2 separate regions of the Mus musculus genome follow, and region 2 is linked to region 1. Evidence: chromatin loops called from intact Hi-C (ENCODE). Cell type or tissue: heart. All regions are shown on one strand. Links, peaks and the distances in the headings refer to the core of each region. The heading gives the core; the rest is flanking DNA.

Region 1 (6,272 bases), core at 732-5,731:
TTTTTAAAACCTTTTTTTATAAGATGTATTTATTTATTATATGTAAGTACACTGTAGACACACCAGAAGAGGGAGTCAGATCTCATTACGGATGGTTGTGAGCCACCATGTGGTTGCTGGGATTTGAACTCAGGACCTTTGGAAGAGCAGTCAGGTGCTCTTACCTGCTGAGCCATCTCACCAGCCCTATATTACTATTTATAACAGTAGCAAAATTACAGTTATGAAGTAACCAGCAATGAAATTAATTTTATGGTTGAGAGTCACCCTAACATGAGGCACCATATGAGAGCCACTGCTCTAGAATATTCCATGGGTACAGGGAAGCCCAGAGGCTAATTATCCCCCAGGCACTGATCTTTCCATAACCCACAAGGGTTCCATCTTGTTAGATTTTTTTTTCTGCCTATCCAGAACTTTCTAGATTCGTCACGAATTGGTATGTGTTCTGGCGTTTCTCTGGCTGTTGATTTGTAGCCTTACAGTCTTGTACTCATCCAGGATATGGAAATTATTTTAATGTTGTATCCTTGTACGAGAGGATGTCCCATGGGCTGCTGAGACGAGTAAGTACTATACAGCATTTGAATGAAGTGCTCTATAGATGTCTGTTAAGACCATGTGGTGTACAATGTCATTTAATTTGAATGTTTCTGTATATTTTGTGGTGAGGGGATGACCTATTGGTAAGAGTGTGGTACTGAAGTCACCCAGTACTATCATGCTAAGGTTAATCTGTGACTTTCCATCTAAATAGCATGCGTTTTATGAGATTGTGTGTACCTGTATTCAGGGCACATACATTTAGAATCATAATGTTCCCCCGATGGATTGTTGTTTTGTTCGAAGTCTATTTTATCAAATTTTACAACAGTTTTGTGCGTTCTCCTGTGTTTATCTGTAATCTATTTCTTTCCCTTCATCGGTAAATTTGTTAGGTTCCCCAGGTCTCCGCGCATCAGCTAATAAAGATGTTGGCTGGGCTGTAGACTGCACCTTGCCACCCCCGCTGCATTTCAGAAGATCCCCTCGTGGTGGCAACCGTCAGCTCTAAGTTCTGACTACTCATACCCCGTGCTCATTTGTGGTTAGCATCATTTCAACATCTATCTCACACACATTTCCTTTGCCAGCCAGTCCAACCTCCCAGGAAGGAAACGGGCACTGTGCACCCTCGGGGCCTGGTGCTTCGTTCAGAGTCTACATCCTTGGCTACAGGGGACCCAGTGAGCGGAGAAAATGTTGGATTGGTCCCCAAGGAAAGGGGAAGATGGCCATCCAAATGGAAAGACCAGCAGGTGAGGTTGTAGGGAGAGAGAGAGAGAGAGAGAGAGAGAGAGAGAGAGAGACGAAAGCATTCAGGGCAGCTGGAGATCTGATTACAGAAATGGAAGACACAGGAATTCAAGAAGCTACCAGGAAGGTCACATGGATGTTTATTAAATAGAAAAGAGGAAAAAGAAGAATAAAAGATTGCCAAAACCATATTTCCAAGGGTTAAAAAAAATTGGAATGCCAAAGAAATGCCATGCTCTGTTATCTTTATAACACGGGGCACTATATGTATGTACACTGTATTATGTATGTATGTATGTACACTCCGTATGTACACGGAGATATGTACACGAGCTTTGTTGCGGGTGGCGTTCCTCACCACGTGTACAGTAGCATTGCTGGAAGGAAGGTCTTCAAAGCTGGCAGAAGGCTGGAGGAGAAGCGGGAGCCCTGCACTACCCCTGCGGGGCTCTGTGGACCCCAAAACAAGGGTGGGGACTCAAGCCTGGGGACACTGAGAAAATTAAGCAAAAGTCAAACCTGGGCCCCATGCTTCAGTTTAAGCCAGGAAAGTCTAGAATCTTTCCAAGGGCTGAGATAGTCCGAGCAGTCTCCAAGAACACTTGTAATCTTTAGAATGGGCTGGCAATGCCTCCGTACCCCCGGGCCCCCACCCGCCCGCCCTCCACCCCCCACCCGCCCTCCACCCCCCACCTGTGCTTGGACTTGGGCATATGGGGTCCCTGTGAGAAGGAGTGAGAAAAGTAAGCCCCCGATGTCGTCAGAGAACAAGAAAATGTACAGCAGTTAATTTAACAGACAAAAGCCAACGGCAACACCAAAACAGTAATCCACAACACAACGCGGCCTGCTCTTAATACAGTGATGCTGCCAGCATCTTCCAAAACAAAAGAGCTCCCGGGTGCAAGGGAGCCAGCCCGGGAAGAGCCCGCGACTACTCCACAGGAAATCGCGGGATTCTCACAAGCCCCAACGTCATTTGTCTCTGCTTAAAACTTGCCCCCTCCTCTACTCCTTGCTGGCTCCTGGGCTGGGGCAGGCAGTGTACTCGTTCAGAAATAAAAATCCTGCCAGAGTCGCAGAAAAGCGTCAGGAAGAGGTCTCTGCCCCTCCCCCACACCAGCAGACCAATCCGGAGCCGGGGGGCTGCAGTAGCTCTGGATAGGGGGATGCAGTGGGAATTCTGATCCCACAGACCCCAGGAGAGGGCAACCGGTGTGCACAGTGGACGGAGTTGAGGAGGGGTGACTGGCCAGGGTGAGGACAGCAGTTTTGTGGCTTTGAGTTGTCCCCACACTGGGGTGGGGGCTTCTCAGTGACATAGCTTACCAAGAGTCACCAATGCTCCATAGACTCACTGGGTCCCAGACTTAACTTTAGTGGAGTCATTTCTTTAGTCTCCCTTGGGGGGTTGTGGCATACCGAACTAGTGTTTGTTTTTGCCAGGAAGAGTCTGGGCTCTCCCAGTGGGGCTGTGCTTGACTGGGCTTGGACTCTCTAGACTCTTGGCTTTGGCAAGGTTGGGGGAAATGACGGACTGGCCTGATTTCTATACTGTAGATAGTTAAATGGAAGGGCATTGCTGTAACAAGACTGTAGTCACTCTGATGGGATGCACAGGACCACTCTGGTTGGGATTCATTGTGTCCTGGTGCATCGTGGGATTGAGGCTGGGTCATACTCTGAGTGGAAGTATACACTGCCTCTGTGAGCATTCAGCTCTCAGAAACTAACAGGAAGAAAGATGAAGAAGACTCTAAGTCCCTTGCTCACCACTTAGATGACCTCTTCACAATACCACTGTCCAAGATGACCTCCACATCCTCTACTACCTGGGCACAGAACTCTCTAGCAGGAGACAGAGCTCCTGGTAGGTGAAGAAAAGGTCTTCCCGAGCTTGCTGTCACTGGTGGAGGCTGGATACTGTAGGGATGTGACCTACAGGGCATCTTTGATCTGAGCTCAGGACCTGAGCACTTTAGCACTGAAAGAACGCTTGCTAACTGCAGAGCCTCCCTCACAGCACAGGGAGTGAACCTCATCCCAGGGCTGGCAGATGGTATCCTGGCTCCCTGCTTCCACTAGAGGGAAACCTTGCTCTGCAATCCGACGCGCTTCTGCCTGGGAGTAGGAGATGCAGTGGCCAGCTGGTTCTCTAAGTCCAAGCCCTCTCCAACCACAGAACAGACAGTCCCAGCTTTCTTCATGCAGGTCATTTACCATCACTAAGGCCTTGCATTTTTAATCTTAAGGTCAAAGGAACACTCATTCAATCTCTTTCTTGCTTCAGGACCCTTGGGCCTTTGGGGGGATTTTTCTGGTCTTGGGGTTTCAGCCCACTCTATGCTGGCCTTAGACCCGATGTGTGGATGGCTTTTCTTTTGCACATCTTAATCCTTTTCCGTCTAGGGGACGTGCTAACCATGTAGCTAATTGGCTTCCTATGTCTCCTATAGCTGAGTTCTCCCCGCTGCTCCTCAGCCCCCAGCATCCTACACCCCACGATTTGCAGCCTCGGTCCTGTGAGGGAGTGTAGGACCTAGATCCCATGAGCCAGGCAGCTCCGGGCACCGACTCTGTCTTGAGCTGCCATCTGCTTCCATCTTCCATTCGGGACCTGCAGAAGCCAGGGGGGCGGGTGAGCTCAAGGATTCAGGAGGGCCATGGAGAAATACTGCTCTCATCCTTCGGAGGACGTTCATCATCCCTCCCTGTGACTTCTGAGAGGTATGTGTCTCAGGGAGAAGCCTCTGGTCTCCTTGTGAAAGCTTAACAAAAACTCCCCACAGGTTGCTCACAGAACAGCAGATGAACTGAGCTGAGCGGCACCTGGGCCACGCCCCCTTTGGGGGCGGGTCGCTGGGGCTAGACACAGGTCAGGGCCACGGAGGCAGGGAGTAGACCGTGCCCTCATCACTTCCTTTGCTTCTCTCCAGGGCAGCCAGAGACTTGACCCAGGCAAGATTTGGCAGTCTGAGGGTGGGGGGTGGGTCATCTCATAGTGGCTTCCTGGCCGCAGTCTGGGGTCCTCAATGGTCCCTAAAATACACTACACAGTGTTGAATAGTTTTAACGTAACAAAACCTAGAATCACCAGGGAAGTCTTAAAGAGGAATTATTTTAGATTAGATTGGCCTGTGGAGGATTATCTTATTTGTTTAATGGAAGTGAGACGATCCACCCTGAATTTCGTGGGCTGGATCTTGGACTTTTTAAGAGTACATGAAACTGGTTGGGGGTGGGGGAGCATGGACAGCATGGATGCATTTGTTTCTCTGCTGTTGACTGTGGATGTAGTGACTTAGGCACTTCTAGTTCCTGCCATCATGACTCCTCCCTACGATGGACTGTACATAGGCTAGATTATAAACCAAACAAACCAACTTTCCTCTTTCCTGGTGCATGTTGCTTTTTGGTCAGGGTATTTTACCACAGCAACAGAAATGGAGCTACGACAGTAGGCTACCTGGTCCTCTCTCTTGCTCCAGGGTCCTGGTTTGGTAGAAGGAATGGCCACTCTGATAACAATGCCACATTAGATCCTGGCAGTGCCACAGTCTCTGTGGATTTTCTCTGTGTGCCTGTGATGTCTGCCCCTGGCACTCATAGCCAGGGCATGGTCTTCTGAGTTATTTCCCAAGGTTGGGACAGCAGCCCTGAGCTATGCCACCCAGGCAGCTTTGTCACTAAGGAGCCCTGGTGCCACTAAGCGCTTTCTGGGTCCAAAGCCCTGCTTTCTAGATAGCTGGTGTTCAGTAAATGAACTCTGGTCACCTAGAACCAATGGCCTGCTTGGACTGTGAGGAGTGAATTAGCCACTGTCTATCGGCTGAGAATGGTTATGCTAATCAGGCCTGGCCCAGGGGGCTGATGCTTGGAGCTAGTAGCACCCCTCAGACTCACTGTTCTGGGGGCTCCTAAAGTCTACCCACACCATCCACCTGGAATGAGGGGGTGCTAGGGAGGAAACAGCTTCCCAAGCTCACAAGCCCCTGTATTAAGCCATCCCACACTAGAACTCATGGTGACACTTGTCACTCAGGAAAGTCCCACTCGAGTCTGGTTCATGTCACTAAACAAGCAATACAAATTACCATCTCCTTCCAACTCCCCCGGTAGCCACCCCCAGCAGAAGCCAGGGAAATAGACTTCTCCCTCGCTGTGGGGGCCGCTCTTGCCAGGCCTGTCATCACTAGCTCTGTGGGATGAAGGGCTGTGGGCGGACATCGTGGGAGGGCACACTGACCCATCAGTCCCCTTTCTGGTACAGCTTTGCTACCAGAGGTAGCCTCCTTGGGAGCAGTGATCTGCTGTGGAGAGAACCAAGCCTGGCCCCGTACCCCAAGACAGGGGCTGAGAACAAACAGAGCAACAGAAAGAAACACAGGAAGAACTAGACCCCTTGGCAGGTGTTCCAAAGGTACAACTCGTTCCCACACAGCCTTGGAAGAAACTGATGGATAGACACAGGGTAGGGCAGGCGAGCCAGCCCAGAGTCAGGGCCAGAAATGAGTACATCATGGGACTCCATCTCTTCATGATGTCGGACTTCTAAAGATTGCAATTAAGAAGGCTGGTGGGGTGGGGTGGGGTGGGGTGGGGTGGGGTGGGGTCTTGGAACCCCAGAGAAACAGGAGCTGCTTTTCAAGAGCCTCCATCCACCAAGGCAGAAAGTGGACGGCTCCTTTCTTTAGCCCTGGCCACACTGTGACAGAGTTTCAGGCAGATGATGAGGGACCCACTGATGGCTCAAGGCCAGCATGACCGGGAACTGAGCCCTGGGTCTGTCCCACATGTTAGTTCTTCCTATGTTAGAATAAGATGGAGAGAGATGTAAGTAGCCACCCGGACGCCATCAGTTTGAGTCGGCCTTTCTCTTAATTTCATATCGGTACCTTCCCACTTCCTGATGTTTGCTCTGCCTAGTAAGGATCTGGCTCTGTACTGATCAGTCCCAGGTTTGCTGCTTAAAGGGG
Region 2 (5,000 bases), core at 1-5,000, 210 kb after region 1:
GTTTTGAATTGTTAGTTTCCTTAAGGAGATTTCCTGCAGTATTTCTCCTTCCCATAGTGTATCTTGTTTCACTTCCCTGAAAACATCTTAAGAAATTTCCTGGGTCTGGAGAGATGGCTCAGTGGTTAAAAGCATTCAGTGCTCTTCTGAAGGTCCCAAGTTCAAATCCCAGCAACCGCATGGTGGCTCACAACCACCTGTAATGAGAATGGATGACCTCTTCTGGTGTGTCTGAAAACAGCTACAGTGTACTTACACATAATAAATAAACCTTTTTTGAAAGAAAGAAAGAAAGAAAGAAAGAAAGAAAGAAAGAAAGAAAGAAAGAAAGAAAGAGAAAAAAGAAAGAAAGAAAGAAAGAAATTTCCCTCCAAAACGGAAGGTTTTATTTCAGGAAACAGCTACACAACATGGGGTACTGGGATTAAAGGAGTATACCACCAAGCCCAAAGTGTGTTTTAAAGCAAACAAGATAACTTACAAAATCGTGTCATCCTAAATTGGAATATACAAATGAAGGAAACTTATCCTATGGTTTCTGTTGCTATGGGTAGAATCACGGTGTCTCCTTCAAAACTCATATTGAAGTTTAATCTGTCATGCAACAGTATTAAGAAGCTCTGACCCTCCCAAATGGGATTCACATCCTCCTGGCAGCTCAGCTGTCTGTCTCTTCTACCCAGCAGCAGGTCTCAGTATGAAGGGACACTCATGCTCTTCCATCTCGGGAAGAGAACGCATCCTTCACCCCGGGAGACATAACAGCAAGATACCCATCATGGAAGGAGAAAGCGGCCCTCATCACAACCACCGGACATTGCCAGAATCCAGAACCATAATAAATGTCTGTCATTTAGTAATTACCAAGCAAGTCACAAGGTACCTTGTCTCAGAAGCATAAATGGATTAACACATGCTGTTACATTAGAGAGAAACCAAGGTAGTGAAAAATGTATGAAAACTGCCTCTGAGTAAAATCTGACTTGCTCTGATCTGACAACACCTGTCTACTAGGTTTCACCATTCTTGCCTCTCTCTTCTCTCTCAGCTTCCTCCATGTTGATTGCTGCTCTTTTATTCTCAGAGAGTTAAATTATGCCCGATCTCATTTTCAAATTGATGAAGACACCCAAGTCCCAAGCAGGACCAGTTTCCTGTTACGAGGCAGGCTGGTCTGAATGTGTTCAGAAGGCTCAGGGGGGGTTAGATTCTCTCAGAAGGCTAGGTTACTTTGTTACAACGTTTTACTTCCCGCCCACCTCCTCCCCCACTTACCCTGGGCCCAGAAGGGCCAGCACCCATGTGCTTCTCTTGCTCGCACTAGTCTTTCCCCTCACCTCTCGAAAGGTGGATTTTCCATCCTGCCCCTCCCTCCACCCCAGATTCAGCGGTACTCCCTACTGTCTATAAACTGGAGGCTGTAGCAGCAAACAGCTGGCTGCAAGGAGCCATTATAAGTTCTTTCCACTCATTAAGCAAGAGTGGAATTTTTGCCTGCATTTTACTGAGGAGAAGTTGAAGCACAAGTATTAAGCTTGCCTGGGACTGATACAAGTAGCAGCCCAAGTTGCACCCTTAACTTTCACAGCCTGCTGCCCTTTTCCTGAGCCTGAAGTCTTCCACTCTATTGCTCGCCCAAGAGTCTCATCTTGTCTTTCTCCAACCTGTGCCTCACATTCTTGAATGTGTTCTAGAAAAGAAATGAAAGCCTGCCCTTCGTACTACTTAAGACCTCGCTTTATTCTTTTTACCAAGCCCAACTTAGCCTGGGCTGGCCTGTCTAGATCTGCTCTCACCTCACTGAACCATCTTTAAACTTTTTAGTTTGTGGAAGTCACTCATCCACTCGTTTTTGTTTTGTTTTAAATTCTCCATTCGCCGACTACCCCCTCCTCATAAATCCCTGGAGAATAGACCCACCCCGGAGATCAACCACGCTTGTAAAAATAGTAGTTGAAAAGCCACCGTGGTTTAAATACTAGAAAGTGTTACAGATGGGAACCGTGAAATCTTTCCCGGCTTCTTTCAGCAAGGGAGGAATCCCCATCCAGTTTCATTACACTTGGCTAGTGTCACTTGTGTCTTCCCCAAGCATCCTTAGTCACTGTGAGGCTCCCAGCTCACTACCGGTCTCGGGTGGAGCGCATTAGAGAAAGAAAGCAGGACAGTTCACTAGCCCTCGGCCTACACCAACTTGGTGACCTCTCAAGGTCTCGTCCCGGCCGCTCGCAGCTCAGGTTCCGGCCCGGGCCGCCCGGACCCCGCGTCCGTGACCTGCAGGCGAAGCGGACGCCGCGGCCCGGGCACTCGGTGGGGGGGAAGGGCAGGGGCCGGGGCGCCGGAGAAACGCGATCTGGGGAGCCGAGTCCACGTTACTTTGGGCAGAGCCCCCTCCGTGCCAAGCGACCAGGAACCCAGGTCTCGTCCGCCGCGCCACCGGCCCGGGCCTGCGTCCCGCTCCCCTCGGGAACCGGCCTGCAGTTCCCGCAGCCGCAGCGCGGGCCGCGCGCCGGGAGCGAGCGCAGGCGAGGGGGGCGGCGCGGGCGGGCGCATCGGTGCTGGCGCCGCGCCCCCCGCGCTCGGCCCTACCGGGCCTCTCGGCGAGGCGTCCCCTGTCCTCCTCCGGGCCCGGCCCGGGGTGCGGGCGAGGCCCCGAGGCCCCCTCCCGCCGGGCTCGGGCGGAGCCGGACGGCCTGGCGGGAGCAGGCGCCGCGGGCCGCGAGCTCCTCATTCGAACCTCCCTCGCAGACAGTCTCCGCCCCACAATGCACCGGGGCGGGCAGCCTTTGAAAAAGCGGCGCGGCTCGTTCAAGATGGCGGAGCTCGACCAGTTGCCTGACGAGAGTAAGTAGCGTCTCAGAGCAGCCCTCCTTCCCGCCGGTTGCCCGTCCCGGGGTCGCACCGGCCGAGTCCGGTTGCCGGGCAGGTGGGATGGCCGCCAGCCCACCGCAGTCCCCGGCCTTCCTCCTCAGGCGCTGCCGCCGCGTCGCCGCCTTTGTTATGGTGTCTTGTGTGTCTGTTTCTGGGGTTGTGCGAGCGCCAGCGCCGGAAACCGAAAGCCCGGGAGTCCAGCCTGTCCTGACGGAGTCGGCGGCTGCTCTCCCGGAGCGACTGCTGTCGCCGGCCGGGGTGGGCGAAGAGCGGCCCCCCAGTTGCGGGCGCCGTCCTCCTCGCCCGCCCGGTTATGTAACTCGCCGGCCGGGGGCCGGGAGGGCTCGGGCTGGGCACCGGGGACACAGCCCCTCTTGGTGCCCCGGGCCTCCGATCTGATCCTCTGACGGCTCCTGCTTCTGCAGGCACTTGTGATCGCTCCCCCCGACCCCCCGCGTCCATCCTGGAAGTGTTTTCTTCCGTGTCACACAGGCTTGGCCCCTTCCCCTGGGACTACAGGTGGCCCTGGACCTTTCCGGAGATGATCCAGCCGGGATACAGTGCCGAGGTAGCCCCATTCCCAGTCTCCCTCCTGAGTGGATGTGTCTCTAGACTGTGGGGTGGGCATTACACACGGATGTGAGCACCGCAGCCCATATAAGTATGTTATTCTGCCTGACACCCACCCCTGTTCACTGCCTCACTTCTCCTTCTATACTCACAACCTCTGAGACGGATGTTCACCTGTCCGCAGACAGTAAAGCCAGCTACTCTGCGACCTAAGGACAAGGGAACAATTTTGTAATTTTCATATTGCACACATTATTAAAAGGCATTTTAGTTACAAAATGGTCTTGAAGCAACACGTACTCTGTGGTGTGTATTTGTAGCCCTTGGTCAACGAAAGGTTCGCAGGTGTGGTGGCGCACATCTTTAATCTCAGCACTCGGTAGGAAGAGGCAGGTGGATCTCCGAGTTCGAGGCCCACCCAGTCTACATACCAAGCTCCAGGACAGCCAAGGCTACACAGAGAAATCCTGTCTTGGAAAACAAACAAACAAACAAACCTCCAAACTGAGCAATCTGTATTTAGAACGATTGTATCATTTTTATGACAAATAAAGTAGTGGTTTTGTTTTTTAACCATTTGGTGTGCCCCAACAGGAAGTCAGGTCAGAGAAACCCGTTTCAAAAGCAAAGAAAAAACTCGAACTCTGTAAGATGTATCTGTGGGCAACGCAAATATGCCTTTAAAAGAGAGATAACTCTTAATTCTGTTTTCTTTGATATCGTGTATTTCTTATATTGTTAAGTCAGAAGTTCAGGTTGCCAGTATTCAGAATGTTTGTGTTTTAATTTTGATTTAGACCAGTGCTAAGTCTCAAAAGAACGTTCTCGATGGTGGATGGAGATGTCACTTTTCTAGTGTGCAGTGAGCAACCGGTAGTCACCTGTGACTAGATGGCTCAGGTGCTGCTCTTTTATTTCTATTTAATCTTGACTTATATTTAAATAGCTAGTGATTACTGTATTGATAAGGCATTATCTATAGAATATCCCTAAGTTTATCGTTCTTGTTTGGAGAATATGGTTGATTGATATTTACGATGCTTGAAAATATAGATAATTCAAGTAAGTAGAATGTTACCTGCCATCTGAAGAGATTTTTTTTCTTAAGCTGGGCACCGTGACGTGTGTTAACCTAACACATGTGAGCTAAGACAAAAGGCTAACTCTTAAGTTGGAGGCCAGCCTGGGCTGTACTGTAAAATGTTTCATCATCTGTAATGGGTACGCTCTGTGACTTCTCAGGGCTGTCTCACCTGCAGTCACACGGTTGTTGGTCAGCAGCCCACCAGAGCTGAGCCACTTAGGCTTTTCCTCATGCCTGTGGTGATGGTTAATTTTGATAGCTTGATTGCATTGAGAAATACCTAGGAGATCAGCAAAGCACACCTCTAGATGTGTCTGTGAGCATACCTTTAGGAGAAGGATTTTCTTACTTGTTCTTTGTACAAACTTAGGGTTTACATTGAGGTTCAGATATTAGCTACACTGTTACACTATGTATAACCTAATTGTTGATACTACCATGCAATGTCTCTGGGACTTGGGGAAGGGTGTGTGTG

Evidence for each region. Hi-C counts contacts between places; a loop is a spot of excess contacts. Peaks named below come from ENCODE experiments on the same cell type or tissue, not always from the same donor. Only the 100,000 strongest peaks of a DNase experiment are listed, where the experiment ranks them.
Region 2: a loop joins it to region 1, with 8 times the contacts of the local background. A loop is called at or near these places in 1 of 42 quality-filtered maps.

Annotation. Positions count from the first base shown.
Region 1 is chr1:180,430,968-180,437,239 of GRCm38, forward strand. It overlaps Stum (mechanosensory transduction mediator), which reads right to left. Exons shown (of 4, transcript NM_001081227.2): 4 at 1,406-6,272. Among named protein-coding and RNA genes, the nearest start is that of Gm39712, 26 kb to the left of the region's middle. In heart, for the core only: CTCF peaks have their summits at 1,027 and 3,370 (motif pointing right); DNase peaks (open chromatin) are centred at 1,054 and 3,384; H3K4me3 peaks cover 762 bases; H3K27ac peaks cover 1,170 bases; H3K27me3 peaks cover 4,724 bases.
Region 2 is chr1:180,638,554-180,643,553 of GRCm38, forward strand. It overlaps Lin9 (lin-9 homolog (C. elegans)), which reads left to right and starts at 2,597. Exons shown (of 15, transcript NM_001103182.2): 1 at 2,597-2,844. The coding sequence starts at 2,766. In heart, for the core only: a CTCF peak has its summit at 2,440; DNase peaks (open chromatin) are centred at 2,328 and 2,788; H3K4me3 peaks cover 2,730 bases; H3K27ac peaks cover 2,743 bases.